2 separate regions of the Homo sapiens genome follow, and region 2 is linked to region 1. A link is a loop called in an ENCODE intact Hi-C map of the cell type or tissue named here. Cell type or tissue: heart left ventricle. All regions are shown on one strand. Each heading gives the region's core, and the rest is flanking DNA. Links, peaks and the distances in the headings are about the cores only.

The links. A loop is a pair of places that touch in the nucleus more often than their neighbours do. Peaks named below come from ENCODE experiments on the same cell type or tissue, not always from the same donor. Only the 100,000 strongest peaks of a DNase experiment are listed, where the experiment ranks them.
Region 2: it touches region 1 in a loop (2.2-fold over the local background); 52 of 110 quality-filtered maps call a loop at or near these places.

Annotation. Positions count from the first base shown.
Region 1 is chr18:48,334,894-48,350,585 of GRCh38, forward strand. ZBTB7C (zinc finger and BTB domain containing 7C) reads right to left here. Exons shown (of 5, transcript NM_001318841.2): 2 at 3,281-3,505. LOC124904352 (a long non-coding RNA gene) reads left to right here and starts at 7,958. Exons shown (of 3, transcript XR_007066457.1): 1 at 7,958-8,225; 2 at 8,623-8,722. RefSeq lists enhancers at 1-176, 177-677. In heart left ventricle, for the core only: a CTCF peak has its summit at 5,820 (motif pointing right); no DNase peak of the experiment used is centred there; H3K27ac peaks cover 312 bases.
Region 2 is chr18:48,022,581-48,038,272 of GRCh38, forward strand. ZBTB7C (zinc finger and BTB domain containing 7C) reads right to left here. Exons shown (of 5, transcript NM_001318841.2): 5 at 4,092-7,331. The coding sequence ends at 6,680. Among named protein-coding and RNA genes, the nearest start is that of SMAD2, 100 kb to the left of the region's middle. In heart left ventricle, for the core only: a CTCF peak has its summit at 8,607 (motif pointing right); no DNase peak of the experiment used is centred there.

The DNA.
Region 1 (15,692 bases), core at 2,460-10,459:
GACTTGGGACCTGGAGTGGCTGGCAACCCTCACTCCACTGGAGTGCAGTGCCTCGGTGCTGTCGGCCCCCTAGAGATGGTGGCCTGGGCACTCTAGCTTCCCCTGTGGCAGAGCTGGCATAGATAGAGCACCAGCTGGCTGCAGGGGGCTGCCTCCTCCAGCTGACCACACAGGTCTGGATAAAGGGGCACCACAGGCAGCTGTCACCACCAGGGGCTAAGGCCCAGGCCTCACCCCTCCTTATTTGTGCTGGCCTGCAAAGTGGCCCGGTTCTCATGCAAAGGGAGAGTGGAGACAGAACTACAGAAATGCCAGTTAGGAAACTTTCTGCCAAACTTAGCCAATAGGAAAACCCAAATTTGTTTTTATTTGATTTAGGAAAATAAGAAGAATTACTTCTTGAAATTGATCGTCACGGGGCAATTATTCATTATTTTATTTAGTCCTCATAGTTACCTAGCAAGATAGAATTTATTAGTTCCAATTTCAGGGAAGCTTCTGAGGCTCAGAGACCTTCAGGAACCGCCTGAAGGTCCTAGACCCAGCAAGCGGCAGAGTCCTGAATCCAGTTGCTGAGACCTGGAGTCAGGGCTGGTTCCAGAGAACATAAGTCACCATCTAGAATAAGTGATTCAAGATATCTCTTATTATTCAAGAGAATGTCCCCAGGGATTCGTTATAGACATTTCATAGTAAATCCTGATGTCTAGTCAGGATACCCCTGGCCCCTGGGTGCTCCTTGGCAAGATATTCTAGAGTCTAGATTGGTGCTATCCAACACAGTTGCCACTAGCCAACTTGAAATGTGGTTGGTCCAAACTGAGACGGTGCTACAAGTACAGAATACACTGTAGACTTCAAACACTTTGTATGAAAAGAATGTAAAATATCTCATTCATAATTTTTATGCTAATTACATGTTAAAATAATATGTTAGACCTACTGAGTGAAATGAAATATATCATTAAAATTAATTTCACTTGCTTATTGTTACTTTTTTAAATGCTGCTACTACCACATTTAAAATGACACACGTGGCTTGCATCTGAAGCCCGCCCCAGTGGCTATTGGGCCACCTCACTCCAGGTCACAAGTCTTGCCTTGGCTTCTTGCACACCCCTCCCCTTGAGTTGGAAGACAAGGAGTCAAGACTCTCCAAGCATTCGGAGAATGTCCTCTTTTCTCAACACTTCTCTAAATTCCTGGACCCACCCCTCCTGCCTCCAGTCTTTCTGTGTGCCCAGCAACTGCCAAAGCACTTAAATGCAGTCACCATTTCCGAGTGGTAGGGTCCACCTAAAACCACATTTTCTGTGGCCAGAGAAATTCTGATAACCAGTTTTCAAAGCCCAGGCCCCCAACCCTGTTAGCAGTCAGAATCCCTGGAAGTTAGAAGGCACTTCTCCCAGCCTTCCTGGCTCTCACCCCCCACCAGACTGTGAGCTTCTCCAAAAGCAGAATCACGGAAACAAGCTACATGTACCGATCACTTATTATGGTGCCAGCTGCTGTCCTAAGTGTGTTACATGTTTTACTTTATTTCATTCTCCCCACTAGTCTATGAGTGAGATAGTATCGTCCCTGTTTTTGAAGATAGAAGCTTGAAGCCTCCAGAGGCCTGACCAGGCTCCACACTCCCTCCCGTGGAAGCAAACTGCAGCTCATTCTCTGCATTTCCGGCAGTGAGCACAGTGCTCGGTGCACAACAGGTAATCAGTAAACATTAGTAACATAGGAGAAGAGCGCTTGACAGACCCAGTCCCTGGCTCTTTCTGGTCTTCATCAGGAGGCATGTTGCCCGTTAGCCTCCTGAGACTACAAACTTGAAAGTCCTCACCCACCTACCTCCAGGATTGGATATTTTCTGCCCCTACCCAGTCCCCCAGGATGCTCCCCAGCTTCAGCCCTGCCCAGGTCCCCAGCCAAGTCCAAGAAGTACAGACCACTTGCCCCACTGAGAGGTGGGGTCTGGGGATAGCCTAGGGCCAGTACATACAGGTCATATTTAAGCCAGCTCCCTAGCTCAGCCCCTCCAGTCATAGCCAGTCCCTGACTACCCCTTGCCAGAGACCCTGGAGCTCAATTCTTTCTCCATTTCCTTATATAGACAGGAGTCCAGTTCCGAGCCCACCTAGCACCTTTGGTTGATCCACTTCCTAGAGCTGGGCTCAGCTTTCTAGATTCCTTCTTCAACTTATCCTTTCTGCCTAATTTAGAACAAGGCCACCCAGAAGTCCTAATGTTCTGCTCCTCCCCATCCCTTGGCTCTGACCCTGGGGACCCTGACACTGGCCTGTACTGAAAAGGAATTTACCACACCCTCTTGGGCCTCCTGCCCCAGGCCACTGGCCCTTCTCCCCTTGCCTTGGTCAGTTTCCCAAGGCCCCAAGCTATTTTTGCCTCCACCCCAGCCTACCATTTTCCCCACGGTGGAAGTTGCCAGGGTGGTACCTCATATGACGCACACAGCAAAGACCAGAAAATCCATGGGAACAGGCTGTGCCATTGGATCAGAACCCACCTTTGGGGTCTCCAGCCTACTGGCTGGCCCCTGTCCTTCTAGTCTCAAGGCCTTGCCTTCTAGGCCCTAGAGACTTGCTTGATGCTTCCAGGCTTGGCTGACTTCCCTGAATCAACTGCTAGACCCAAGGTATCTGACAGGCCCCTACTGTCCTCTCCAGACCCCTACTCATTACCTCATCCACCTTTGATCATCTGCTAATTGCCTGGGCATTCTTGAAAGAATGGCAAGACAAAAAGCCTTCTGTTTTTAACAAGCAGGACTCATCCATCACCACACCTGTCATTTGACATATCTGAACCAGACCTAAAGGCTTCCCAACCACTGAGGTCTCCAGGTCTATTCCTCACACATCATGGACACGATGAAAGAGCTTCTTCACTTCTCGCTCCCTCTGTTTCTCCACTGGCATGAACTCCCTGTTTCCCACAGAAGCTGATGGGGAATAATGACTTCTTGATTTGTTACTCTGAGCTCCTCAAATACGACATGCTATGTCCATAAAGGCATCAGGCCTTCCCATAAGGCATAGGAAGTGAACCCATCTAATGCTAAATCTTCCAGTGCTTGGCTCCAGCAAGCACATGGGGCAGAAACTAATAACTATAAAGCATCCATCTATCATCTTATCAGGCCTTAGTGTGCTTTGTTTGCATAGTTATCTTCCCACAGGTTGACATTTTATGCTTACTGCAAGCTGATATATTCTCCTACCTGCCATATCATTCATAAAGGATAGACAAGCCTCAGGTTCATTACCTGTCATTACACCATGTACATGTCACCAGGGGCCAAAGCATTGATTCTTCTTGGATCTCCCCAGCAGTGCAGCCCCAAACGCCCAGGCTCCAGGTCTAATGGGCGTGGATTCTGCTCATGCCTCAGGCCCTGGGTGGACTCCACGCCATCACTTCTTGCTCTTGTGGCTGACCCACTCCTCAGGGTTGGACAGAGCTTCTGAGCTCCCAGCTGCTCAGAGGGGATCTGCAGGAAGAACAGAGGGCTCCATCACCCACCAGGGCCAGAAACACATGTCCAGGTTTTAGCTGTTCTCGAAAATTCTAGCCATCCTTCTCTTTCTCTTTATTATTAGGGCCTGCAATTCTTCATGACTATACCAACTCGATCTCATCCAGGGTTTTCACTGACAGTGTCCTGCCCACCAACCCAGGCCCAGGCCTCAACACACACACACACACCGCACACACATGCACACACACGCCCTTCATTCCTTTCTTACCTCAGCATATTTCATTTCATCTGCCTGAAAGACTCACCTTCTAATCCTGCATCCAAACCCTAGCCATCGTTCAGAGTTTAGCCCAGACTGACCAACAGAACCTCACGCTGTTCCATCACCCCAGGAAAGAGAAAGGAGATGCATGTTCTCGCATGTGAGATGTATATAGAAGTGCAAGGACACGTTTATGTGGAACATTCCTTAACTCTTCTATCCCAGATCTCCCAAGCAAGGCTTCTGGTGTTCTGTAGTTTGTTGGGGGGGGGGGGTCCAGGTAGGACACCCCACCTATGGCTGATGATGAACATCTTTTCATAGTTCGTCATCTCAGAGTGAGAGACAAAAGTGGAAACACAAACCTTGCTGAGATGAGGAACAGAGACACCGGCTCCACAGAGCCATCACATTTCATAGCCAAGATTGTGCCTTATGCTGTGTCAGGAGGGGCCAAAGTCCTTCTGGCTGAAGCAGCCTGCCCCAGCCTGGAGGTCTGCCCATCTCCGGACAAGTCCAAGGTGGCTACAGCCCTGCATCTCTGAGCAGGCACAGCCCCCATCTCTTGGGGGTGAAAAGAGTAGGCTCCTGGGGTACCCACCTGGCTGTGACTCTCAGCTCCACCCCAACCATGGGCTCCTCCAGGCCTCAGTGGGCCATTGCTGAGAAGAGACCGTGGCAGACGAAGAACATCCATCGGGACACCCAGCATTGCAGACAAGGGGAAGCCCCAGAGATAGGAGTGAGAGTGGCAAAAGAAGGAAGGGACACATATATAATGATTAGACTCTCTTCAAGCTGCTTTTGCATCCATTGGGGATCCATTTAGTTTCTCAGTAGCTCTGTGGAGGGGTGTTTGAAAGACTAGGAAACAGATGCACAGAGAGGTTGAGAAGCTTGCTAAAGATCACACCGTAAGTAAATGAAACAGCCAATTATCATTCTTTCCAGCAAGCTCCCTGGCCCTAGGTTAATTTCATCTTCCTTCCAAGTCACCTCAGGGGTGGGGGATGAGTGGGAATGGGAAGGAGGAGGGGGACATTGGCCTGTTTGCCCTGCTATGGGGGGATGGGGAGAAGAGGAGAACAATCATGCCTTTGGATTCTTCCCTCATAGGAGGGTCGAAGAGGAGAAAGCACAGAGATAACAGAGTGATAAATAAGAAAGACAAGAATGTGGAGGCTCCTAGTTAACAGGAGCGGCTCAGGCACAAAGAAATTGGCTGCGATAAACAGCCACTGCTTTGGGAGAGGCTAGGCTGACCTTGAGCCTCCCAGCAACTTGGCCCTCTACAGCTCACACTCCAAGTCACTTCTCTGCAAAGCAACAGAGGTTAGAAGCCCCTTCGAAAGAGCAAAACAACTATTATTATCTCCAAAAGGCACATATACATTTCATATACTCTATGTGTGGAATATATTCTTAAATAATAAAAATGAAAACAACTCATAGAAGTCTGCCCATTTGACGAAAGATCTCAGTTGCTCCTGGACAATGGGATTCTCTGCTTGATTCCAAAGCAGCTCTTCTCATGACATAGAGAAACTCACAACCTAGGACATTCCTACTTAGCAAGGAAAGGCAGGGCCAACCTCCTTCTGGAACAAGTAACATAGGCCAAAGGCCAGGAAACCCAGGGTAGGTAGCAGATCCATAGAGTTTGGCAGGAAAATAACTTCAAACCTTAATGGCAGCCATGTAGCTCAGTGCAGCCCTAAGTGCCCACCTCTAGTCAACAGAAGACTAGATCTCCAGACTTCAGGCTCAGGGAAGAGCAGAAAATCTGCCCCTGGCATCATCGCTCTTTGTCCCAGGCTGTCCATGGATCCTTGTTCAGCCTTGGGACTTTCAGTGAGCCCTGCTATGTGCAGAAGATGCCATGGGGGAAGGAGAAGAAACTACACTCTTAAGAAGCCGGTCACCATCCCACCCCGACTGGCTGCAGGTCACCTGGCAGCTGTGGCCCCAGAGGCAAACAGCTACAGCACATTCATTTTTGTTGGCGTGGGGAGGGTGAGGATAGGAGCTCTTCCAAGCTCTCCTGCAAGTTGGGGTTGAAACATATTCACAGCAGATGGTGCTGTCGCCCTCACTCCGGGATTCTCATTCCTAATTATCTGTGCTGTCAGCAAAACAATTAACCCTCAAAGAAAAACTGCACCGTCCACTCCCAACCATATGAAAAGGCAATTTTTTCCAAGGACAAGGGACACTTAGGGCAGCCTTGCACTTGGTTCTGGATCTCACCACCCTGGGTGATCTCGCCATTCTTTGACCTCTGCACTCTGTCACAGGCATTGCGGCAGCCCCCCTCCTCTGAGCCTGCGGTTCCTTTCTCATAAAAGAAGGAGGTGAGTCTGTTCCCAAGGGCCCCCTTCAGTACCACAGTGCCACCACTCTACAAGCCATTTCTTTTCATCTGAATTTTCAGTTCCTTTGGAGCTGGAACTGAGTTTCTGTTTGTTTCCTCATTCGTTTGCTCACTTGTTTATTTACCCCTCCATCCATCCATTCTGTGATTTTGGATTTATCATGTTGTTCCCAGGAGATACAAAGACAATATCTGTTCAGCCTTCTTGACTACTTCTTGGAGCTCTTTTCCCCCGGAGATGTGGGCAGAGGAAGGAAGGATAGGATAAGGAGAGGTGGAACTGCCAGGGGCCTGAGGATGTAGCCCTGGCTCGGTCTCAGGCTGTAGGAGGCAAGGCCTGTGGCTGCATTTGGATTCTCTCTGAAGATTTAGCTGCAGAAAAGCAGCCTCCTCTCCAGGGAGCTGAATTTAGTGAGGAAGCCACTTCAGTCCCCAGGGAAGACCTGCAGAGGTGTGATCTGAGGAGAGCGGACAGGCTCCCACCCCATCACCCATCAGCGAGATAGGTCTTATTCGCCACTGTAGGGCTGGTGACAGCACAGGGCCTGCCCTTGGTAGGTGCTCATTAAACATCTGAGGCATGAGTGAATGACTCTCCTTAAAGGAGCTGTTGTAAAAGAAAGGAGAGTTTTCACAGGGCTACAGCATGCCGCTTGTTACCTTAGAGGCCTACTATTCAAAGCCGGGATCAGTTGGTCTAATTCACCCATCATCATGCACTGCCATGGAAAAGAACACAAAATGAGCAAGAAACTGTGGAATGATTCACTGTCAATGCTGAAAGAGCCCTCAGAGATGGTGACATCCAGGGCCACATTTTACAAGTGTGATCTGGAGATGTTGAGGGGGAGATGGAGAGAAACCCTGCCGTTGGTGGGGGGCCTCCCTCCAAGGCCTCACTCTCGTTCCACAGACTGGGGAATGCATGATGTAGAAAGGAAAAGAAAGGTCCATCAGGGCCATTGTGGGGCTCAGGCAGGGACAGTGCCCTGGGCACCCAGGAAAGAGGTGCAGAAACTGGATAGGGGCTGGTGGGATCAGGGAGCTGGGACCCCTCCCCCGACATCATATTTCCCAGTCTAAGCCTTGTGACATCTTTCTTCCCTCTCCCAACTGTCTACCAGAGCTTGCCCCCTCCCAGTGCCCAGGAGCACAGGTTCCCATGCCAGCTCATCTGCATAAAGGGATTGTGTTTATATTCAAAGTGGGCTGCTGCCCACTCAGAAGCTGCCCACTCAAAGGCAGCACATGTGACTGCACCCCCTGCCCAGAGCCCAAGTGGGACTGATGCCAACGTCTGGCTGGAGACATTTCTAAATATGAGCTTGGCACAAAGAGTCAGGTTCCCAGGCCTTCTCTGCCACAGGAGACCCAGCCAGGATTTTCAAGGCTGCCAGGAGGGACAGGGCTGGGGGCAGGCAGGATCGGGAGGCAGCCAGCTGAGACGGCCATCGTCCCCAGAAACATCGCCCGAACCCCTCCCTGGCCCTCCAGCCTTGTTAGGGGAAGAGAAAGGATTACCCTGCACCTAGAGAGTGTAATCAATTCCCCACAACCCTCGGCAGGAGGGACGGGAAAGCCACTGCCTGCTCAAATGTGTATGGATTAAAAATATACAAATGGAATATTTTTTTCTTCCCCTCTCCTCAACCCCCTGAAGCCTAGGATGCTTGTTAAAAATAGCCTTGCTGTGGCATGGATCCTACACAACCCAACGGCTGGCAGAAAAATTAAGGAGCCACTGGAGACAGCGCTGTTAAGTGGCTACCCCTGGGGAGTGGAATGGGGAGGGCCAGGAGGGAGGGAGGTGCTTTCAAGTGTTGCCGGACACACTTCTACATTGCCTGGATTTTTAACAACAAGCAGATATAAAATAAGTTCATTGTTTTTTACTGGAGTTTCATCCTTTGCATCCTCCAGCCTACGTTTAAGGCTGAATTCATACTTAGTGACCCGACAGTACCTGCTGGCTGGCCTGGCAGTGCTCCAAGGAGACCCAGGACGCTCAGGCCACCCGGTACAAACACAGCCCAGCATCAAGAAAACAGCACTGAATCAGTCAGTCTTGGATCTGTAACCAGCTGGCTGTGCGACCTTAGGTAAGTTGCTTGAGCTCTCTGGGCCTCAGTTTCCTTAACTGTAAAATGATGCGGTTAGATTAAATGTTAAGCCAGGTACCTTCTACTACTAGAAGGTATTAGATCTAACTGCATCATTTTACAGTACCTTCTAGCACCCTCTAGAAGGTATTCTAGTCCTAGCATTTCCTAATTTTAAGGATTGAGGAAAAACATCTAAGATTTGCCCTGTGTTTGTCCCCACCATGAACAGTGAGAGGAATTTGTCCCTGGGCAAATTCCTGCCTCATCTATAACATAGAGTAATAATACCCACACCCAAAGGCTGTTGTAAATATTAAATGCAATAAAATAAAAAAGTACTTGCTCATTGTAGGAACTTAACATCCTTCTATTCCTTTCTTCCTCCTATATTTAGCCCACACTCTGGAGGCCGCATTGCTGGCTGGTTAAGAAATGTGGGCTCTGGAATCAGGTTTGTATCCCAGCTCCACCACCTATCAGCTGTGTGACCTTGGGTAAGCAACTTAATTTCTCTGTGCCCTGGCTTCTTCATCTATGAAACAGGAGTGGGTCGGGAGTGGTGGATGTGCTGCCCACGCCCACACTCCTTCCCCTAATAGCCTGTTGGGCTCCCAGTTTTCAATCTGCATCATCTGCGGATCTGGATTTTGGAACTTCCTTAACAGGCCCCCTCCTCTCTCCCAACCTCTCTAAACTTCCTGGCCCACAGCTGCCTGCCACCTGCAGATTGTTCCACTGGCCTATCCCCTTCCCTCTGCACTCCCTCCCCCGCCTGCTTTGGTCTTTACTCAGCAGGCTATGCACCTGGCTAGGAGTGGGGCTTCTACCCTGGAGCCATGGGGATGTGTGTTTTATTTATTTATTTATTTAAATTTATTTTTGAGATGGAGTCTGGCTCTGTCACCTAGGCTGGAGTGCAGTGGCACGATCTCGGCTCACTGCAACCTCCACCTCCCAGGTTCAAGCTATTCTCCTGCCTCGGCCTTCCGAGTAGCTGGATTGCAGGCACACACCTCCACACCCGGCTAATTTTTGTATTTTTAGTAGAGACGGGGTTTCACCTTGTTGGCCAGGCTGGTCTTGAACTCCTGACCTCAAGTGATCCACCCACCTCAGCCTCCCAAAGTGATGGGATTATAGGCGTGAGCCACCACACGTGGCCGGGAAGTGTGTTTTAAATCAGTGCTTGTCAAACTTCTACGTGCTTATGAATCACCTGGGATCTTGTCACAATGCAGGTGCTGTTCAGTAGGTCCCAGGTGGAGTCAAGATCCTGCATTGCTAACAAGCTCCCAGGGGATGCCCATGCCACTGGTCTGGGATCACCTTCTGATTAGCCAGGCTGCAGAGTGGAGGACGTCCTGGCACGTGTATGGTGAGGGGAAGGGGAAAGGGGGAAAAAAAGGGAGACAGGGACAAGGCCAGCCAGTTATCCAAAACAGAGAAGGAGTAGAATTTAGACAAAGATGGTATAATGGAGATCAAGTGTGGATTCAAGAGACAAAGAGGAAAAGTAGGAGAACGCTTTATGAAATTATGACATTAGCCAACCAATAAAAATAATGCTTATTGAGATAATGCAGCAACACAGAAGAATGCTTATAGCATATTAACTCAAAAAGCAGACTACCAATTATATGGATACTATGTCTTCAACGCCGCCAAATGCAGGTTTAGGAAAGCTGATAAGTCATGAGGACCATGAAGGTTGTGCTGTGGTAATGTAACGACATGTGTTTTTATTTATTTGTCATTCTCTGGATTTTCTGGAAGAAGTTGTGTCATTTTTGTAATTTAAAATTTATCTTCTATATACTCTCTGATGTCCACTCCTCAAAATCACCAGTTATTCTTTGTTATGGAGGTTTTCTGTATTTTAAGCACAAACTGCCATTGTTGCAAAGGCTGCAAAATGGTGCATTAAATCTTCTCAGTCAAACCCAAAAATAAAGCAACCCAGATTCTGTTTTTCCTCTAAGCCAAGGGTCCAGCGCTTTGGAAGGCTGGTGCTATCACCTCTCACTATAGCAACAGGAAGACCTTGGTAACCCCGAGCTTACAGTTATTAAGGGTAAAAATAGGAAGTCTGTGGATAGCTGTTCAGTAAGAAGCTGCAGTAGGTGTGCACTGGACAGGCTGGGTTTGGAGCCCTTTCTTGCAGGAAATAGAAAGCAAAAATCAGACTCCAGGAGCTGGTTCCTGCAGGATTACTAGGAGTGCTTGGCATTTTCTTCTTTGTTTCCTATTTCAGGGCTATCAGCTACCTTTCAAACTGGTTTCTGACATGCGTAGAGGTGGACTCTTCTAGAACAGCAGCCTCAGAATTCACTTAGGAATTGGGCATGTTCACCCGACTCCCAAATGCCCAACCCCCAAGGTGCCCTGCGCACTTCTGTTGTGCTTTCCTGGCATACCAGCACCGCCCCCCACACCCCCAGACCTCCATCCCACTCTGTCTCTTCAGCATGCTCCTGGGCGGGTATTTCAGGAGTATATTTCTGTCTCTTCAGCATGCTCCTTGGCAGGTATTTCAGGTCCCCCAGTGTCCCAACAAGGCCTTGGCTCCGACCTCTGGGAGGCTGGAGAGGGTCCCAGCCCCAGTCTGGCTGATCCTGCCTGAGGTGCAGTGTCTGGCCCCAGCCCTGCTGCCCAGTTCCTGGATCCATTTTGCACTCTGGCAAACCAAGTGCAAGGCCCAGCTCTGCTGCCATCTGGCTGTGGGAACTTGGGCAAATCATTTCCCATCTCTGAACCTCAATTACATGATCTATAAAAATGTTAAAATGGGTTTATGGGATCTCTTGGTCCTATCTGGCTCTCATACTCTATGATGCCCATGGAAATAACCATTTATCTAGTAATACAGGTGAGATATTTCACATACAACGATTTTCTAGACAACTGAACAACTGAACATTGCCCCACTAAGCAACAAAATGTGTTTGATTTTTAAACCTACTGCATAAAGTATTCTTTTAATGTTTACATGCTTCTCTTCCTCACCATGTTGGCCAGGCTGGTCTCAAACTCCTGACCTCAAGTGATCGGCAAATGACACAAACCCTAAAATGTGTGTACTTTCTGCCCCAGCTTCACCCCACAAAGCACTTGAAGGGCTGAGATGCTGAACATGACTGAACCTTGTCTTGCTGACCCTCTGCCACCAGCACAAGGCTCTTTGCCATGCTGAGCATTTGTCTCTGTCTCTCTGCTTTTCTTCTTCTATCCACCCCTTCCTCATAGTCAGTCTCCCATGAGTCATGCCCTGGTTGAGAACACCTGCCTCAAGCCGCTTCCTGTACCTCTAATGCAGAACATGGGTTCCCCCAAGGCTGGGCAACCCAGGGTTCTGAGTGAGGGTGGGGGCAGGGGTGTTCTTGGAAATAAGGTGCCAGGCTTTAGCCATTTTTGCTAACCAGAGGCCCTTTTACCTGACTTTGCCATCTGTGTCTGTGTTCTGGATAGGAGAGGTTGCTTGCAGGCTGGTCTCTGGGTAAGCAGAGTGTCACTGGGCGCTGCTTCCTTCTGTCTCAATGGCTGGTTTCCCCAGAGCGGGGCTAACAGACCATCAGAGGAGCTGACCAACCACGGAGGCCAGATGAGAAAGTGAAATCAGATTTAGAATTTCACTCCAACTCTACATCCCTAGCATCATCACCCTTTTCTTTTTCCTTTTTTTTTTTAGATGGAGTCTTGCTCTGTTGCCAGGCTGGAGTGCACTGGTGGGATCTTGGGTCACTGCAACCTCTGCCTCCCGGGTTTAAGTGATTCTCCTGCCTCAGCCTTCTGAGTAGCTGGGATTACAGGCACGCGCCACCACACCTGGCTAATTTTTGTATTTTTAGTAGAGATGGGTTTTCACCATGTTGGTCAGGCTGGTCTCGAGCTCCTGACCTCATGATCCACAAGCCTCAGCCTCCCAAAGTGCTGGGATTACAGGCATGAGCCACCACGCTGGGCCAGCATCACCCTTTTCTATAGAGTGATTCCCAGTTTTTGTTTGTTTTTTTTTTTTTTTTTTTTTTTTGAGACGGAGTCTCGCTCTGTTACCCAGGCTCACGGCAACTTCCTCCTCCTGGATTCAAGCCATTCTCCTGCCACGGCCTCCCAAGTAGCTGGGACTACAGGCACGCACCACCATGCCCTCAAGCTCCTGACCTCAAGTGATCGGCCTCCCAAAGTGCTGGGATTATAGGCGTGAGCCACCACTCCCAGCCGTGATCCCCAAATTTCAATATGCTCTTGCCTGTTGCTTTTTCCCATAAAAGATACCATAATTCCTCAGTTGAGGCTTTCTTTTCCCTGCTTCCCCTAGGAAGCCCTCCAGAGGCAGGAGGTTAGAGGCAGGCTTCCTCAGACGCAGAACTGACTGGCAGAGCAACACGTGTGCACCCACTCCCTCCTCTCCCCGTCAAGCAGCATGAATCCTCACCCTGCTGCCTCTGCCTTGGGCCCCTGGGCACACCAGCTTCCACCAAGGCTTCACATGCTATGGGGTGGGCAGCCTCTTCCCTTACCTGACCCAGCCAACCTCTGCTTTCTCACCAACCCTACCAAGATTCCACTGGAACATCTGAACTCCCTGCTCAGGGATGGAACCAGCAAAGAGCCTGGAGGTTGTGGTCACAAAAGAGAATTGGAGTTTTCCAGCAGGGAGGTAGGCCATTCTGAGAGATGTTAATACCTATGAAAAGGCCAGGCTCCAGCCACATGGAAGGGAGGTTCTGGGGATGAAACACCGAAGTCACCTTGAGACCAGGGTGGGAAATGGTTTGCAAGACACTGAGGTCAACATGCAAAAAGGCAGGAATCAGGGCTGAGGAGGCCTGGAAGGCAGGTACAGAGGTTTCTGTGAGCCCACAGCCCTGTTGGCCTGCCCCAGGGAGCAGCATGGTAGCAATGACATGAGCCAAGACTGTAAAATAGCATGAGCCTTGCAAAATAATAACTACCAAGAGCCAGGCATTTTCCAAGGCTAACTCACTGCAGTCATCACAACAACCCTGCCCTTGAGTTGGCACCTACTTCCACTTTGCCACCTGCAGGGTGGAGGGGTGGGGATGTTACACACTGTTAGGAGTTGATGCCGTCATAGGAGCCAGAGCAGAAGGCAAGTTCAGATTTAGAATTCAACCCCAGCTTTATACATCCCTGATGTCATCCTAGGTCCGAGTCTAGCTCCCAATTTTACAGATGAGTAAACTGAGGCTTACAATGGGTAAGCAGCCAAGGTCACACAGTTTATAAAGGCAGAGCCTGGATACAAATCCTCACCTACCTCATTCCAAAGTGAACCCTCTTCACTGCCACACTTCCCTGCAGTCCACAGTTCCCCACTAGGGCAAGGACCATGACTGCCTGACTGTTTTGTTCCAGAGGATCCTGCTATCTCACAAATAAAAATGTTGCTCCAGGCCAGGAGTGGTGGCTCATGCCTGTAATCCCAGCACTTTGGGAGGCCAAGGTGGGAGGGTCACTTGAGGTCAGGACTTCGAGACCAGCCTGACCAACATGGTGAAACCTTGTCTCTACTAAAAATACAAAAATTAGCTAGGCGTGGTGGCACATGCCTATAATCCCCGCTACTCGGGAGGCTGAGGCAGGAGAATAGCTTCAACCTGGGAGGCAGAGGTTGCAGTGAGCTGAGATCGTGCCACTGCACTCCAGCCTGGGTGACAAGGCTAGACTTTGTATCAAAAACAAACAAACAAAAAACACAGCTCCTGATCTGCCATAGAGGCTAAGAGTGCCAGTGAGGTCATTCCCCTGGGGAGGGCCGGTTTCCAAGAGTTCCTGAGTGGACATGCATCACCTGGCTGTGCCTGCTGCCCCTCTGCTCTCACACACACACATGCATCTGGCCAAGGGAAAAAGCCCTGAGGGACAGATGGGAGGCATGGAAGCTGGGGGAGGGGCAAGGAGGTGGCAGAAGAGCACAGTAGGGGCCACAGGGTCAAGGGGGCTTTAATGCAGCCCTAGGCATGGTGCTGGCTGGCTGGTGGCTGGCAGGACCTATTAGCAGCTTGCTCAGTGGCTCCTTCAAATTGAAAGGTCACAGCATCCTGGCCATACCCATCAGGGGAGGGAGGACTAAAGGAGGAAAACATTTTTCCCCTCAGTATATTTTCCAATATGAAATGGGCATGGATGAAAGAAATGTCAGAGAAGAGCAATGATAAATTTTCTCTTTACATCAAGAAGACCAAGTTCAAGTCTGCATCTTTTTTTGATTAGTTTCTTGCATATTGCCTAATGCCCACCTAGCACCACCAGATGCAAACTATAGAGGCTGCATATGTGTTTTAGGGAGTCCCTATAATATGTTCTGTCCTGTTGAGATGACACATTGACAAATGAATAAAGCAGATCCCTACATAAGGGGGCGTGTGGTCTTGTGAGAGGAGGCTGGGCACACAGCTCCAAAGGCAGAGACCCTGAGTCACCCAATCTTGGAGTGATGCTGAAATGAATGATGTCCATGCTAAACGCTGGAGGAGGAAAGTTTAAAGTAGAATCAAGCTTTTCCAGAGGTGGTAGATCCTCCAGCCCTACCACCACTCAGACTAGTTGGCCAGCCACACGCAGGGGAATGAGCTAAAGTCTGGTCCATTAGGGCCCAAGATGGCAAAGGGCCTAGAAATTCCACATTTAACAGAGGCCATGCAGTGGGGGTACACAGTACTGGCATCCTGGAGGGCAGTTTTAAAGGGAGGGGGAGAGAGACTGCAAAACTCAGCCCAGGATGGGGACTACATTTTCTTCATTTTGTGGCCCCTGCACCTAGCACAGTGCCTGGCCTGTAATGGGAATGCCACCTGCCCTTCATAAACAGGGCTATGTCCCACAGCATTGACAGTCTGCTGCACTGCACGGCACTACACTGAAATGAGTGCGTTTCCTCAGTGCATGTGCTGAGTCCCACTCTAACTAGACTGGGACTCTTAAAAACTGTTTTCTTTGTTTATTGTTTTGAGTGGAATATTAGCTTTCTATTACTGCTGTAACAAATGGCCACACCCTTAGTGGTTTACACAACATGAATTCATTATCTTACAGTTCTGGAGGTTGAAGTCTGACAAGGGTCTCACTGGGCTAAAATCAAGGTGTCAGCTTAGCTGTATTCCTTCCTGGAGGCTCTAGGGAGGAACATCTCCTTGCCTTTTCAAGCCTCCAGGGGCTGCCTGCATTCCTTGGCTGGTGCACCTTCCTCCATCGTCAAAGCTAGAAGCATAGCATCTCTCTGAAGGTTCTTCCGTAGTTACGTCTCCCTCTCTGACCACGGCCAGGCAAGGTTCCTGCTTTTAAGGGCTTATGCGACTAGATTGAGCACATCTGGATAAACCAGGATAATTTCCCCATCTCAGTATCTATAACCTTAATCCCATCTGCAAAGCCCCTGTGTCACATAAGGCAACATACTCACAGGTTCTGGGGATTTGAGTGTGGACATTTTGGAGAGGCCAT
Region 2 (15,692 bases), core at 4,143-12,142, 310 kb before region 1:
GCATTAGACTTCACGCTGCGGAGAGCAGTGTGAGGGAGTACAGAGTGTGGCACCCATTTTCCCAGGAGACACTGGTGGAGAGGGGGGCCACAAGACAGAGTCCCCATGCCCAGGGCCTGAGCTGCAACGATCTGACACAGTGTGGCTTGGGTGGTTCTGGGCTTCCTTGTTTCCAGGCCGTGTGCTACCCCTAGTCCACTTGGCGACTTTGTGCAAATTAGACGATTAGGCACCCCTTCAAGATGCTTTACTGCCCTCTGCTGGAAAATTCTTTAGTACACAAATGTACCAATCTGTCTAGGGTGTGAATGGCAGCCTCTAAATGTAGTGGTGTTGTGTAGTATGCAACCTGGACAACTGATCTTGGTGGCTCTGCCGGCCTGACTCTCTTCTGGCTTTTGTGAAAATTCTGAAAGAGACTTAATTTCCTATAGTAAATGCCTTTTCTACTTAAGCTAGCTGAAGTGGCTTCTGGTGTTTGACGAATAACTCCGACTGATACGAATAGGGATGCTGATACATGCCTCCTGGGGCTGAAACCAGATGACTCATGGAAGCAAGGGTCTCCAAGAAGGCATAAGGCACCTATGTTACTCAGAGGGTTTGTACTTCATTTATTAATTGTGAGAGGAACATGGGAAAATGATCTAATTCACGCTATCTTCCTTCCTTATTCTGGAAACCTATTTGTTTATTCTTTTGTTTTTGTTGTCAGGGTCAGCGTTCATGGTTAAAGACGGGAGCGCAAGGATGAAAATGTGAGTGTGCATTATACATATTCCAGCAGGGTGACCTGTGGGGAAAATGGCTTTGCCGGGTCTTGCTCATGCACTGTCGTGTCTCCTATTGTTACAAGGAGAGATGACATCAGCCTATGCACCATTTGTCCAGTGACTGAGTGTGTGTGTGTGAGTGTGTGTGTGTCTGGCTGCAGATAATGTGGCCAGGTTCCAGGTTTTCCAGGGCAAATTTGAGATGTTTTGTTTTTATATGTCAGGCCCTTTCTGGACCCATACGTTTTGGTTTAGGCCACGTGGGCACTGCCACTCAAGGTCATAGCAGCCCCTGCCTAGGGTGTGCCAAGGAGGAAAAAGGAGCAGGATCTCCCCAGGGAATCCTCCTTCCATCAATTTATGGAAATTCCTGTCTGACTCAGTCCTCAGCCTTCAAACCTGAAAGGAGCGAAAGGTCCCACATTCCCCATCCCTTTCTGAGCCAGGAAGTGGGATGAAGGAGGGATGGGCGGGAGCTGCGAGGCCAGTAACTGTTCAAGGGTGCAGTTTCAAGGCTCCTCTGCCCAGAGAAACCAGGCTTGTCTGCTGCTGGCAATCTGACAGTGCTTTGCCGAGGGGCCTTTCTTTCCACCTTGAATGAGGAGCAGGGTGGCAAAGGCCAGGAGAGGGAGCCATTGAATCACGTTCACATTTGATGACTCCTTTCAGGGCAGGTTTGGACAGAGGGGAGGGCAGAGAGAAAGGGTGTCTACACCCAGAGGGGTAGTTGTGTTAGGAAGAAGGACTTAGGAGCAGAGAAAAGGAGGACACAGGGGAGTTGGGGAGGGAAATTCACTGGATACAAACCTCCTCATTCTGGAATTTGTCCCAGGATGTCCCAGGTCCTTGGAGGTCCCTTGGCATGAGTGTTGCCTGGCACTTCCCTTCCATAGGGCCCCCCACACCCGCTGGCTCATGCTTCTAGCTGGGGCACTGACCCTGCTGCCCTTATGAAGTCCCAACTTCACCCATTCTCAGAGGGGAAGGGCCACGTACAGGGCACCCGGCTGTGCCCTGTTCCGGAAGTGCCCTTTACATGCTGGTTGCCTGTTCTGCAGTAAGCTCAGAGTTCCCTCAGGGAGGAAAAGCTGTCCAGGCCCCAGGAAAGGAGGAGTGGGGTCTGTAAAGGGCTCTGTTCTTCAGGAAGGGGCAGACTCTGGGTCAGATAAAGGCCTGAGATGAGGGTCTTATTTCCCATTGGGTCTTTACTGTTCTCTTGTCACATGTTTGGGGGCTCTAAATAAGAACCACGGCTTTTCTATGGAGTCCCCTTCTCTGGCCCCAACTTGCTGCAGGTGACTGGTTTAGGGAGAATGGGGTCAGCAGCCCTGGGCCACCACGCTGAGTTTTGTGAACCTGCCCAGTGCTTCTTTTTCACTCGTCACCCAACTCCTTCTGGCATGATTCTTCTTCCATGGTCATATGGTGGATATGTATTCACCTTTTCACAAATTAGATGGAAGGAACCCTAGAGACTCTCTTCTCCAGTATTCTTTTTTTTTGTTGATACAGGGTATATCGCTCTGTCACCCCAACTAGAGTACAGTGGTGTGATCACAGGTCACTGGAACCTCAAACTCCTGGCCTCAAGCAATCCAATCCTTCCTCCTCAACCTCCCAAAGTGCTGGGATTACAGGCCTGAGCCACTGCGCCAGGTCTCCAACATTCTTGAGAGGCAGTGTTGAACTCTTGTGCTGACTGAGAGCTCACTCCTTCACGAGGGACCTCGTTCCTCTTTAGGGCAACTCCAGATGTTAGGAAGTTCTCTTCCTTTTTTTGGGCACCCAGTTGCCTCCTGCAATCTCTCTCCTATTGGCTTGGGTTGGCCAAATTTTTGGTGAAAGTTTCCCCTCCCCAACACACCTGTTGAAGTCCCAAGGCCTGTTCATGTATTCCTTAAGACTTCTTCTCCAGGTAAGCTGCACAGGTTTCTTTGGCCTGTCTTCGGAGGCCTCATCCTCCTTCCTTCACTCCCTCTTCCCTCCACTGGAGGCTCCTTTGCTGTCAGGACCCCACCTCCCTTAGCACCTTGGGGTCCCAGGGTGCAGGTCACACATGGCCGGGCTCCATGGAATTCCCACCTGGCCAGGGCTAGAAGGAGATTTTACTCACAGGAGATCAGGAGCACCCAGGGGTCAAGGCCCACTGGGCCCAGTTCCCTTCCCCTTCTCCATCTTCACCTATGTCACTCAGTGGACACTGACCCCCAGAATGAGGACCACATGATCCTAGAATGGCCGAGCTGAGCAGAATCTTGACGAGCAGCTGGCCTTGCATTTCTTGCACTGGGCTATGCTTACCCCTGAGCCCTCAGCCATGGGCTGGGGCCTCCCAAAGCTGTAGGGTGGCCAAGGAACAGTTCGACTTCACTAGAAGATTCTGGGGAAAAGGCAAGTCACTTAACTGGCAAGTCGATCAAAACGATGTTTTTATATTAAGACAAATGTTATGTAATAGAATGCAGAAGCATGAATTTCAAAGCCAAAACAGGAGACTTCAGAGTTTTACACTACAGATAGGTTACTTTGGGCTATTTCTTTAGTGTTCTGCCCCCAATTTGCCAATCAGCTGGCCCCCTCTGCTGAGGGGTGTTTAGATGGAGAACTTCGAGAAGCTCTGATTACTCCATTTCCTTTATTACTAGAGGTGAGGGAAGGGAAGACCAGAGTGGAGGGGTGATTAGACTGAAGACACACAGCTTGGAGGAGTCTAAATTGGAAACCCGGATCTGTTCTTTTCTCTGTACCAAGAAACGCTGCATAGACGTTGCCTACTACAGCAAGAAAGGAATCAAAAATAGAAAAGAGGCTCTGGGTTGACCCTTGGTTTTCCAGAAATGCAATTCGAAGAACAGTGTTACCAAGAGTCTGGGCTGTGGGTTGTAAGTAGAGCTGACTCCATTCAATGACAGAAGTATATTCCTTTACCTTAGGTTCTTTTAGGATCTAATGTTCTTTGGGAAAGAGGCTCAGGTGAAGAAAGGAGGAGGCCGATGCCAGCACCGGGAAGTGAGAGGAAGGAGACCCAGATAGCAGCAGGGCCAGCCGGAGCCCATTCCGGATGCCAGGCTGGGGAACTGGCAGGACTTCCCTTGCTCACACATCCTGGGGTGTAGCTGCACACGTTTGTGAACACACGCACACACACGCACACCTCGCACTCAGGCCCACAGGTGCTGCAAAGCTTAAGATCCAACCATGCCTTACAAAGCTGGAATGTAAGAGACTACTGAGAATTGAGTTCTGCCCTCCCTACCATGCAACACCCCCAGATAACTGAAACGGCAATTGGAAGGGGGAATCAATCTCACCAGGTCATTAAGCAAGCATAGCTCACTTTTACTCAAAACACTGTCCTTTAAAGTATAAAATAAGGGTCAAAGGTTTTTTTTTTTTTCTTTGTTAAGGTGTCTTTGACATTATTTTAAGTTTATGACACCCAACAATTAAAAACCTTAAGACTGGCTTGTTGCTGTCCTGTGAACTTTCAGAAGTCACATCTCACAGAAGTGCAACTCTCAATATAATTTAATCAAGTCAATTAATACTGTTTAATAAATAGGCCAGAAAATTAGCTGAGAGTTTTTCTCGGCGGGATGTGGCGTGCGACCGAAGTTATGGAAGATTGTCCCTTGAATCACTAAGGCAAACTTTGTTGAGTGTCATTTTACGTAGAGCAATCACATAAAAAAAGAGTTATAAATAGAAAAAATTCCAAAGTTCTCCCACAGACAGACAGGGAAATTGAAACATCAAAAAAAAAAAAAAATTGAAGCAAAACAAAAACACAACCACCCCTCCCCCCACAACCCATTTGCTTCAAGTTCTTGATCATACAGTACTCAACATCTTTGGATATTTTACAATGTACAATTCCAAACTGCAGCCAAGAAAAAACAGAAAGAACTAACCAGTCATCTGAAAAATTGAGTTTATAAGAAGTCATCACCTTTACAAAATAAAAACAAAAGCCCCAACACCACTGGATTCCAATTTATTCATGTTTCCTTTTTTTTTTTTTTTCCTCTCTTTTAAAGTCTGGTTCAGCCCCAATCACTTGGCTGATGGGGGGGAACACGGGGGCACGTTGGCTGGTGGACATGGGCATGCTTCAGAGAAAAGTGTCTGAAACGAAGACAGGAATCTGAGAGGCGGCTGCCCAGGCAGATGACTTCTGAGAACAGAGGGTGTGTGTAGCAATCCTGCTGGCTGGAGTGGCATCCGGTGGTGTGAAGAATCAGGGGGTCTCTTCTGGAGAGTTGTGAGAGGGACAGAGTCTGTGCTCTTCTCTGGCCTTTTTGTTTGTTGTGTTTTTGCTCAGGAAAAAGCCAAGGCAACAGGAAGAGCTGAAGTCTCTTTGTGCCCATAGCACAGGGATTGGGGACTCCAGCCCTGGGCTCTCCCTGGGGACGAACCCTCCTCCTCTCTGGGCTGCTCAGAAACCAAAGCAAACTTGGCAAGAAAAGAGAGGGGAGGGAAGGAGAGAGAAGGTCAGGAAGGCACGGGGCCAGCAGAGCCTTCCTTTTCAGGACCTGCTGCAAATTCAAGAACCAGGAGAACATGTGACAACTCTAACTCACAGAGCCCTTCAAACCTCAGAGGCCTCCACCTCCCTGCACTGAGCCCTTTTGTCAAAAATGGGGAGCCAAATACTCCCACTTCATCCCCAGAGGGAGGAGGAAGGGGTTGAGGGGGTTCTCACACAGCAAAGGGGACCATCACTAGCAATGCCAAGGCCCTGAGGAACCCTCAACTCAAAAAACAAACAGATAAACCCTAGAAACCGGTGTTTTGTCTGTTGTCAGGAATCAGGATGAGGGGAGACTGTTGCCAGGTGTTAAGAGGTGGCCCCCATCTCTTCGATGTTGGCCCTGAGAGCCCCAAGACACTGCACAGCCTTGGAGGGGGCACTGGAGATGGGGGTAAACATTAAATAGCGCCCCCAGGAGTCCAGACATGAACAGCGGCCTGCAGGGAAGGTAGGGTAGCATTCTGAGTTCGCAGAGCTACCTGTGGGCTTTGCTGAAGCTCGGAAGCTCCCCTGATGACCTGATCTCTGTCTAGTCTGGCCATATTTCTCACCTATGCTAATATGCTAATATAGAGCTGGATGTGATAAAACTAAGTCCAGAAAGATAAACTGTTTCCCCATGGACTTGGGGAGTACAAAGCTTCTACCATCTCTGTGATTCTCTGGGGGGATAGGTGTGTATGTGTTTAGAGGTGGAGGGCGGAAACCTCAGTTACCAGCCCCTTCCATAGCCAGGTGACACTGAGCTACAGAGGGCTGACCTGTCAAGGTCACAGGACAGGTCAGGGAAGAAATGGCCCGGGCCTTCCAGAGCCTGGTTCCTGACTGGTTCCAGGAGGCCTCCCTGCCAACAGAGCATTTCTTTCTATGTGGCAGGTGGGTAGTTCTCAAAAAGACCCCGGGGCCACTGGAGACTGGAAAATGAGCCCTCAGAGGAGTGTTGGCAGAGACTTTGCCATAGGGGGTGGGGCTTAACCAAGGTGCATGCCCAGCCCCTACCTCCTCCTGCTGTGGCTGGCTGGGCACCAGGCCAACCACCCCCTGACCCCTCATGACTCACCCAGCTCCTAAGTGCCCCTGGGCACCCAGTTCTTTGTGGCATGGGCCGGTGCAAGTTTCTATATGAGAGCCAGAGAGACAGGGAGGGAGGCCCGGGCTCCTGGCCTTTTGGGAAAAGATGCCCGTCTCAGACCAGCAAAAGGAGGCAGCTGCTTTAGGAGCCCGGGAAAATGCCATCACTGATAGTATTATTATTATTTTCCCATTTTCCCTTTGTGTTTTTAAAATGAAAAGTTCAGATCCATGGGGTAGGGTAGAGTGGGCCTGGAGGGAGAAGGACTGGAGGGCTGGTGGGCTGGAGCCGACAGGGACCAGCCTAGTTGTTGGCTTCGGACATGGAGGCCACGTGGTTGAGGCCGGCGAGCCCAGGGAGGCCGGCCAGGCCGGCGGCCCAAGGGTCGGGCAGCGGGAAGTAGGGCCGCGCCGCCGCCACGTTCTCGGCCAGCGCGAAGGCCAGGAGGCCCCCCGCGTTCCTCTCAGCCTCCAGCTGCGCGCGCCCGAACAGCTTCATCTGTGTCTCCTCGAACTGCCGCTCCAGCTCTTGCAGGCTCAGGGCGCCCTTGGGCGCTGCCAGGAAGTGCTTGGCGGGGCTGGGGCCCGGGAGGCACACAGCTGCGCCGCCCAGGTGGCCGCCCACCTCGCCCAGCGCAGGGGGCATCACGAAGGCCGCCTTGTCGGGGGCCGGGCCGCCGGGCCCGAAGAGCAGGCTGGCGGCCCTCCACGCAGCAGGCTTGCGGCCGCGTCGGGGCCGTGCCATGCGGCAGCTCTGGCGCTTGATGTGGCGGTGCAGGTGGTCAGAGCGCGTGAAGCTCTTGTAGCAGAACTCGCACTGGTAGGGCCGCACGCCCGTGTGGATGCGCATGTGGTTCTTGAGGTCGTAGTTGTGCACGAACTTGGCGTTGCAGTGGATGCACAGGTAGGGCCGCTCCCCTGTGTGCTTCCGCATGTGGATTTTCAGCTTGTCCTGCCTGCAATGCAGAGACTGGGGGTCAGTCCCGCAGGGAACACCAGGAGCCATTCCTAACCTTTTGCTCCCCCTTTCTCCAGAACCAGCCGAGGCTCCCTACTGCCATGGAGTCAAACCCCAGAAATAGGTCTCATGCTAGATCTACCCTCAACTGCTGCCCCACCTTAGACAGGTATGGTTACTCACCTGGATTAAAGGGATGCGGAAAAAGCAGTGTCCTGAAAGCCCCACTCCCCCAAACTCCTTTTATACCCGAGCTCAGAGTCATGAAACTCCCACTCTATTAGGGGTTTATCTCACATACTGGGAAGATACTTCGCCAGAAGTCAGCATTTCTGACCTTAGTCCTCGGATAGTGCAGCGACTTCTGCTGATACTGGACTGCACTTTAATCTCATACCCACTCTCTCCAGGCAACCTTATGCTTTCCCTCCAGTTCATCTATATGCTTTGGCCCAAAGTCCCTGGTCCCATCCCAGCCCCCGGGCTATTGAGATCTGTCTGTGTTTGGCACTAATCTGGGAGGCTATAGAAGCTTGGGCACACCTTGTTCAAACCTCCTGCATGGTGGTTTCTTATCCTAAGCCTTGGGCTCTCCTCTTTGTCTGTAGACAATTTCAGGGTTTACAAAAGAGCCAGGTGCGAAAAGAATGCAGCCTAATCTAGGGCAAAACTTTGCAGGGTTTAAGTGGTATTATTCACAGGTAAGGTATGGTGTAGGGTGGGGGCGCCTGCACCTATTGGGGGTCTGGGAGCCTCTGCGCCAGCTGCAGACCCACCACCAACTTGCTGGTGACTTCAGGCAAGTTACTTAACCTCACTGCCCAGAGCTGAACCTGGTGCCAGACATCAATTCTCATTGTCCAGGGCTCATGGAAAGAACCTGGGTCTGTGTGAGCTAGATTCCACACACCTCCTGGTGGTCTTGACAGGAAAACTGATATCAGGGGGTTGTTTTCATAAACACTGAGCATTGGGTAAACCAGCTTAAGGTGGCTGAGGTATAGGCAGCTGGGCTGCAAGAATTCCTCTTGGGATAATTCGCAGCCTTCCCCAGTGGGGCCATAGGGGCCAGGAAGCTCTGTGTCTAGTCTCCTACTTCCTCCCTGCAGGTGTGGCTTGGGTGGAGCATCTGCCTATAATTTCAGGCTCTGCTTTGAGGTTAGAACAGATGTGGAGTCCAGGTGTCCTCCCTAAGATGGCCAGATTTAAACCCTGTTTAACGTAATCCTAGGACAGCAGGTGCAGGTCCTAGGCTCCTGGTGTCTCCTGGCCACTAGAGGTCTCACCAGCTCTCATTTTCAAAATGGTTCTCCAGGGGCAGAGCAGGAGAGAAAAGGACATTCCCATGAATACTGGCAGGCACTGTGAGAGGAGGATCAGAGAGGACAGATCCAGTCCTCCCACCTGTGCTCACAGGAAGGCTGGAGAGCCCCTGGGAGTGAGGAGAAGGGAAGTGGGGTCACCCTCTTCCCCTCCACATCCCACTGCTCCTGCCTTTTTTCAAACCCACCAGCCACCCCTAGGCTACATAGTACTCTGCTGTGATATCCCACCCCCTACCAGCATGCTGTGGTCTCTGTAACCCAGATTTCACCTAGATGATTGGATTTTTGAGGAGGAAGGGACTTCAGAGACCATTTAGGCCAGTGGGTCTCAAACTTAAGGATGCATTCGAACCATAATCAGGACTCAATAAAACAGTGCTGGGCCCTACTCCCAGAGAGTCTGATCAGTAGGTCTGGGATAGGGGAGAGGGACAAAGGATTTGCATTTCTAACCAGTTGCCACATGCTGGTGGTGGTGGTGGTCCGTGGACCCCACACTGAGAACCACCGGTCTAGGCAAAGCCTCCACTATGTAGGTGGGCAAACAGACCCAGCTGGGGAACTTGCCAAACTCACCCAGAGGGTCATGGCAGGCCCGGGAGTCAAGGCCTCTTTTCTCACCACAGCACTGTGACTGTGAAAATGGAAGTGTCGGGTGCCTGTACCCCTGGAGTGATGCAACTTCCCAGTCCTGAGGGATATGTCTTGGGCCTCCACAAATTCACCCAGGCTCTGATGGAAACACTGATGCTAGGTGGTCGGCTGGGCTCCCTCACCAGGCCTGGCAGAGGGCTCAGCTCAGAATCAGCTAAGCAGGGCTTTAAATGCATCATCTCATTACTCCTCACCACAACCTATGAGGTAGGTTTTTTTATTTTTATTTTTATTTTTTTGAGACAGAGTCTCACTCTGTTGCCCAGGCTGGAGTACAGTGGCATGATCTCGGCTCACTGTAACCTCCGCTTCCCAGGTTCAAGTGATTCTCCTGCCTCAGCCTCTCGAGTAGCTGGGATTACAGGCATGCACCACCACGCCCGGCTAATTTTTGTATTTTTTTAAGTAGAAACGGGCCTTCACCATGTTGGTCAGGCTGGTCTTGAACTCCTGACCTTGTGATCTGCCCACCTCGGCCTCCCAAAGTGTTAGGATTACAGGCGTGAGCCACTGTGCCCGGACAAGGTAGGTTTTTTTTTTTTTTTTTTTTTTTTTTTTTTGAGACGGAGTCTCGCTCTGTCACCCAGGCTGGAGTGCAGTGGTGCGATCTTGGCTCACTGCAAGCTCCGCATCCCGGGTTCACACAATTCTCCTGCCTCAGCCTCCTGAGTAGCTGGGACTACAGGTGCCCACCACTACGCCTGGCTAATTTTTTTTGTATTTTTAATAGAGACAGGGTTTCACCATATTAGCCAGGATGGTCTCGATCTCCTGACCTCGTGATCTGCCCACCCCAGCCTCCCAAAGCGCTGGGATTACAGGTGTGAGCCACCGCCCCTGGCCAGGTAGGTTTTTTTTAAGTCACTATTACACATAATTAGTAGCACTGACCCTTAGGGTCACTCTCAAACAATGGACAATATAAGTGGTAAATCTTCAAATGCCTCCCAAACTTCTCATTAGTGTATCTAAAAGAAGTCCCATTTTTGTGGCAATTGGTCCAAGGATGTAAGAAGTGCTGAGAAGGTGCCTACGATATCCTTTTATTGAACATCTGCTATGGGCAGGTAAATACATGACTTCATTGACCCTGGGAATTCATTATTCAGAGGCATATGGTATAGAGGTAGGGCCCCTCCAGGAGTCTGGGAGTCCCTGTTGTAGCTTCAGACCCACCACCAACTTGCTGGGTGGCTTTAGGCAAGTTATTTAACCTCTCTGTGCAGAGCTAAACCTAGGACCAGACATCACTTCCCATTGTCCAGGGCAGATGGAGAGAATCTGGGTTTGCGTGAGCTAGATTCAACACACTTGGTGTAATTTCCTCACTTGGACACAGGCAGAAAGGAGGCTCAAAGAAGTTAAGAGCTTCCCAAAGGTATACAGCTGGTGGGGGCAAAGGAACCTGGGGGGCTACCTGGCTGTGGTTTGTTTGTAAGCTATTCTGGGGATGAGAAAGGATGGATTTTCACAGCAGGGATTCCCAACCTGAGGCCTAAGAGGACTGCTGCAGAAAGGGCAGACCAGAACAATCAAGAGAGGGCACCGGTAGCCAGCTTTCTGCCTCTGTGGCCAGAAGACTGGGGTATGCCAATGGGAGGAACTCAGCCCTAGGCAGGAGCTTTCCCTAATGGAGACATTTGTGGGAATGGGGGCAAGGGGTGGGAAGAGTAGGCAAAGCTCATGATAAGCCAGTGCTGGAAAAAACTTCAGAGGATCATCTAGTTTACCAGGCATACTTTACCACATTCTGATTCATGGTCTGAGTCAGTGGGCCCAGTAAGTGACACTATTAGCAGTACACTTCTCAGGACCTTGAAAACACTGATCTAATTACTTCCAAGATAAGGAAAGAAAGGACCAAAGAGGGAATGGTGTTCTAGGGCCACACAGCCTCCTTCTTTACACTGACCTTTCCTGTGGATACTGTGACGTGCATTGGAGCTGGAGGTGGTGCCGGGCACACTCCAAGAACTAGATCAGTTCCCTTCCCTGGTCTGGGCCTTAGTTTCCTGATCTCTAAAATGCGGGTTGGGCTGCATCCTTGGGGCCTCTAGTGCTCCATGAGTGTATGCATCTGGGTAATGGGCTTCTGCCAAATCTCCTTCTGGAGTCTGTTTGGCTGGCTGGCTTCCTTGCTGCTTCACATATTCAATCTGCCTGTGGAAGCAGCGTGAGTTTAGCTGGAATATGTTCTAGCTGGAATCTCAAGAGCTGAGCTCTTAGTTACTTCTCTGTAGGAATGGAGGTCTGGCAGTTCCACTTAAAACTTCCCAAGGCCCCCTTGTCCAATGGCCTGTGTGCTCACTTACCCCTTAGCATGGCTTTCTGGGCTCTTCACAAGCTCACTGCCATCTCCTCTGCCAGCTTCCTGCCTGCCCCCCATGGTACGCTGCCCCACACTCTGGGCAACTCTGCATCTTTGAACACCTGCAGGTATGAACTGGACTGCCGGTCCCCCAGTGCACAGCCCACCACATTACAGGGTGGATGCCCTGTAAACCCTGGCTCCTTCCCCGTGTGTGCATGTCTTGTGCTTGGACACTGATGCTCTATCCTTAGGGCCCTCCCAGAAGGCCAAGCCCAGAGCCAGGGTGCCCCTTCCTCCCAGCCCTCTTCCTCCCAGCCCTCCTCCTCCCAGCACTCCTCCCTGCACGTGGCATGGAGTTCTGGTACCTGCTTTGATGAGAACCTGTGGGATGCTCTTTCGTACTCTGCACAACACACAACACTGAATGTAGATAGAGAGGAGGCTCACTGCGCGTTTGGTGACTGACTAGTGGTGCCAATTTCAGAACTCTCCGACTACAAATCCAACATGCTCCCCTCTGGCCCTGGTCCCCTTGTCTGCCATCTCGTTCCATCTCTCTGCATCAGGGACAGCCAAGGACATATGCACCCAAGCCTCGGTCTACATGCCTCCTTTCAGCCTGGAGAGCTCATCGTCGGGAAAGTCATGTGAGTCCTCATGAGCTCATTCCCAGAATCAAAGAAAAGGGCTGTGGGGCCTTGGCCTGAGGTCTGTGGCCTCCAGAAAGGCTCCCAATCAGGATAATGCTTTCCCAGCAGCCTCTACCTGGACTTCTTGTAACCCGATGGTTTGAGACACACTCTTCCTGCTACCACTGCTAATGCCATTACATTATCTTAATAGGGTTCCCAGAGCTGCCAGGAGTGGGAGGACTACAAAGAAAATAGAGGGAAGACAAAAGCCAGGCTGCTGGCTTATCTGGAGAGCAGGCAGCTGTGGGGGCACAAAGGTGGTCAGCATTCGGCTGGCACTGGAGGAGGCAGGTGGAGACTAAAAGGCACAGCCTTCGGGGTTCAGCGGAACTGGAAAGCGTGCCTTGTCAGAGAGTGACTGCGGTGCAGAGGTCGTCCATCCCCACCCAGGACGGTGTGCTCTATGGGACCTCTGCTGTCTCTGGGCCAGTCTGTTTTCATTTTGCAGTTTCTTGCCTTCACTACTGTCCCCATCAGGCATGGCTGGGGCATCTCTGGGAGCCAGGCTGTGACAGGATGCAGGGGCTCCAGGAGGGAGACCAGCCAGCCATGCTCTCTAGGAGCTACTAACAGAAGGGCTGGGGGAGGCAAGGGGCAAGTCTCTATGGCCTGCAATCAAGGACCCATGTGGTGGGAATTAAGAGGCGGAAGATGCACAGGCTTTCACAGGGCCCAGGGCCAGGCCCAGTTGGCAGTGATGGCTGCAGATGGGGCAAAAAGGTGTGCGGGGGCCACCTGGACCTGGGATGTCCGTGGGCAGGGAAAATACCCACCAAGCATAGCAGTGTCCCTGTGCATGAAGACAAATGCTTTATCTTCCTGAGATCACATGCTCCCTGTTCTTCTAGGCCCTTCCTAGGCATCACCTCTGGCCGAAGCCTGCCATCCTAACCTTTGGCTCCTGGCTTCCAGACTTTCTGGGAAGAGAAGGGAAAGGATTCCTGATGAAGAGGATCTAAGGTAATCTTGGTCCAGACTGCCTCTGCCCTATGACCTGGAGCTGTTTCTGTGTCCCAAGTCAGACCTGAAAGGGACAGGAGCTGCCTCTGTGGCCAGCACAGGCACAAGCCTTTCCCAGGAGGAAAACGGTGTCTTTGAACTAAACCGAGGGAGTGCACAGGCAAAGGGAGCCCAAGTGGCTATGGGGTGACCAGAGCTAGGAAGGGACAGCATGGGGCCAAAGAAATAGTTTGGTTGATGCCGTTGAGGCCCTGCCTAGGGAGATTTCATATTTGGAACAGATCAGTGGTGGGACACCTGGTAGGACTGGCTGGAATCTAGAGCTGCCTCAGAGGTGAGGTTCCTGACACCAAAGAACAGACAATACCATTGTGGGGCGGCCTCTGTCCCTCCTCTCTAGACCCACAGAATGACAGCAGCAGGCAGGGCCTTAGGGGTGAAGGGGCTCTGCTGGAAGGATTCCCATGTCCTCCCCCTGGGTTGTGGCTGCTGAGGTCATTAGTACGTCCCCGTGGGGTGTGGACATTCTGGGAGCTGGCATCTGGGAGGCTGTGACTCAGAGCCTGGGCTGAAGGGCTACCATGCAGGGGAAGGGCAGGCCTCTCCAGCACCCCATGGGGTGGGGCGGGGAGGGTGTCACAAGACCCTGAGCTCTTCCCAACATCAAGGAGGGAGGAAATGGGGCTTTGCCAGGGCAGAAGCTCAGCTGTGATGAAGGAAAGACTCGGGTTCCAGAAGGGGAAATGGAAATCATGTCCGAGAGAAGGACCTGAGGGCAGCATGTCTGGGTCCTTGCTGCGGGGACAAGAGTGACATGACAGGGCCCAGTCTCAGGAAGTGGCGTGGCCTTGGAAGGGAGTCTGGGAATTCTGCGTCAACGAGGCAGCCGTCTCTGCTCTAAGTGGCTGCTGAAGAGCTTCCAGGTGGAAGGGGCAGGTGTTAGGAATCGCGTTGGGGAATTCAGCCAAAAATAAGGTCCCCGTGGAAAGGCTGCAGGGAGCCTTGGCCACAGGGAGAATTACAGGAAAACCTCAACCTGGACAGACCACGCTTGGGGCTCTTCAAGCACGGAAAAGAATCCTTGCCGGGCAGTTCCAGAGATGGGGTGAGAAGCAAAGGCCCAGTGATTCTGAAGAATGTGAGGGGGAGGAGAGTGGGGAGTGTCCCACAAGGACAGCCACAGCCCACAGTGAGCAATAAAGCCTCTGAAGGGAGGCAGGCTGGAGCCATCTCCTCCACCCTGCCTTTCCCCAGCTCGGGGTTTCTCTCCTCCTGGGAAGAGAAGGACCCAAGAGCTTGTCTGATCTTTTTCGGGAGGGTCAGAGACCAGTGGGAACAAGTGGTGGGGGTGCTGAGGGGGCTGCAATGCAGCAGCTTCAGCTGGAGACAGGCCTGGGGCCAGATGGCCGTCATTCTGGAGCAGGAGGAACCCAAGGCCAGATGGCTGGATGACCAGAGCTGCCCCACTGCCTATCATCTGGCTGGGAGTGGGGACTGCAGACAGAGAGGCCACCCCAAGTGACCATCAGGAATGTGCTGGGAGGGAGGAACCTGGAATGTCACCCTCCTATACAACACAGCACTGCTGCCCAAACCAGGACGCCCACTCCCAGAGAATGTCCCAGGGTCCAGAGGGTGAGAAGTCTGTCTGCAGTGACTACGCACGGTTAAAACCTTCCCTTAAAACAGGGTGCACAGACTGTCCAGACCTGGCGTGGACCTCACAGAAGGCTGTGCGTGGGGAAGGCCCAGAGGAAAGGGAGTGGGGAAGAAGGGAGATGGGGTCTCAGGGTGCCAGCAGGGCCACCGTGCGATATCCTGAGACACAGATAGATCCTTTTGGAATTGGAGTCACCAGCCTCGGTCTCCCCTGAAGGGAGAGGTGCTCCTGTTAGCCATCTGCCAAGGGGGCAGGCATGGGCAGTTAGGGAGGCAGAGCCTGCGTTGGCAGGAGAGGGCGCTCCAGGCTGATAACATGGCTGGCTTTCCTGATCTGGCCTGTGAAGAGCTTCCTGGCATCCTTAAAGTCATATGCAGGGGCTGGGACTCTCGGGCTGAAGCCAGGCCCCCCGTGAAGATGGGTGAGCTGTACTTGAATCTGGCTTTCACACGGTGCTCTGGCTTATCTCCCTCGGTATTCCTGTGCTTTTGCCAAGCCTTGTTCAGGTGTTCTGCCTGGTTCTGTGGGGCTAAGGTGAATTCAGGAGGAGGTAGGGGGCAGCATCACCCACGGTGGCATTGGGGTGGCAGGGCTGTCACTGAGGGACATCCAAGGGGAGGTGAATCTCAGGAACCTTGGGTCCATCTGCTCTGGGGAGTAACAGGAGCAGGGCGCCCTGCTGTCAGCATTGCCGGGTGGCTGGCCTAGCTCACTGCTAAGGGCAAGGGAACACATCCTGGGTCTGTGAGGCCCTTCC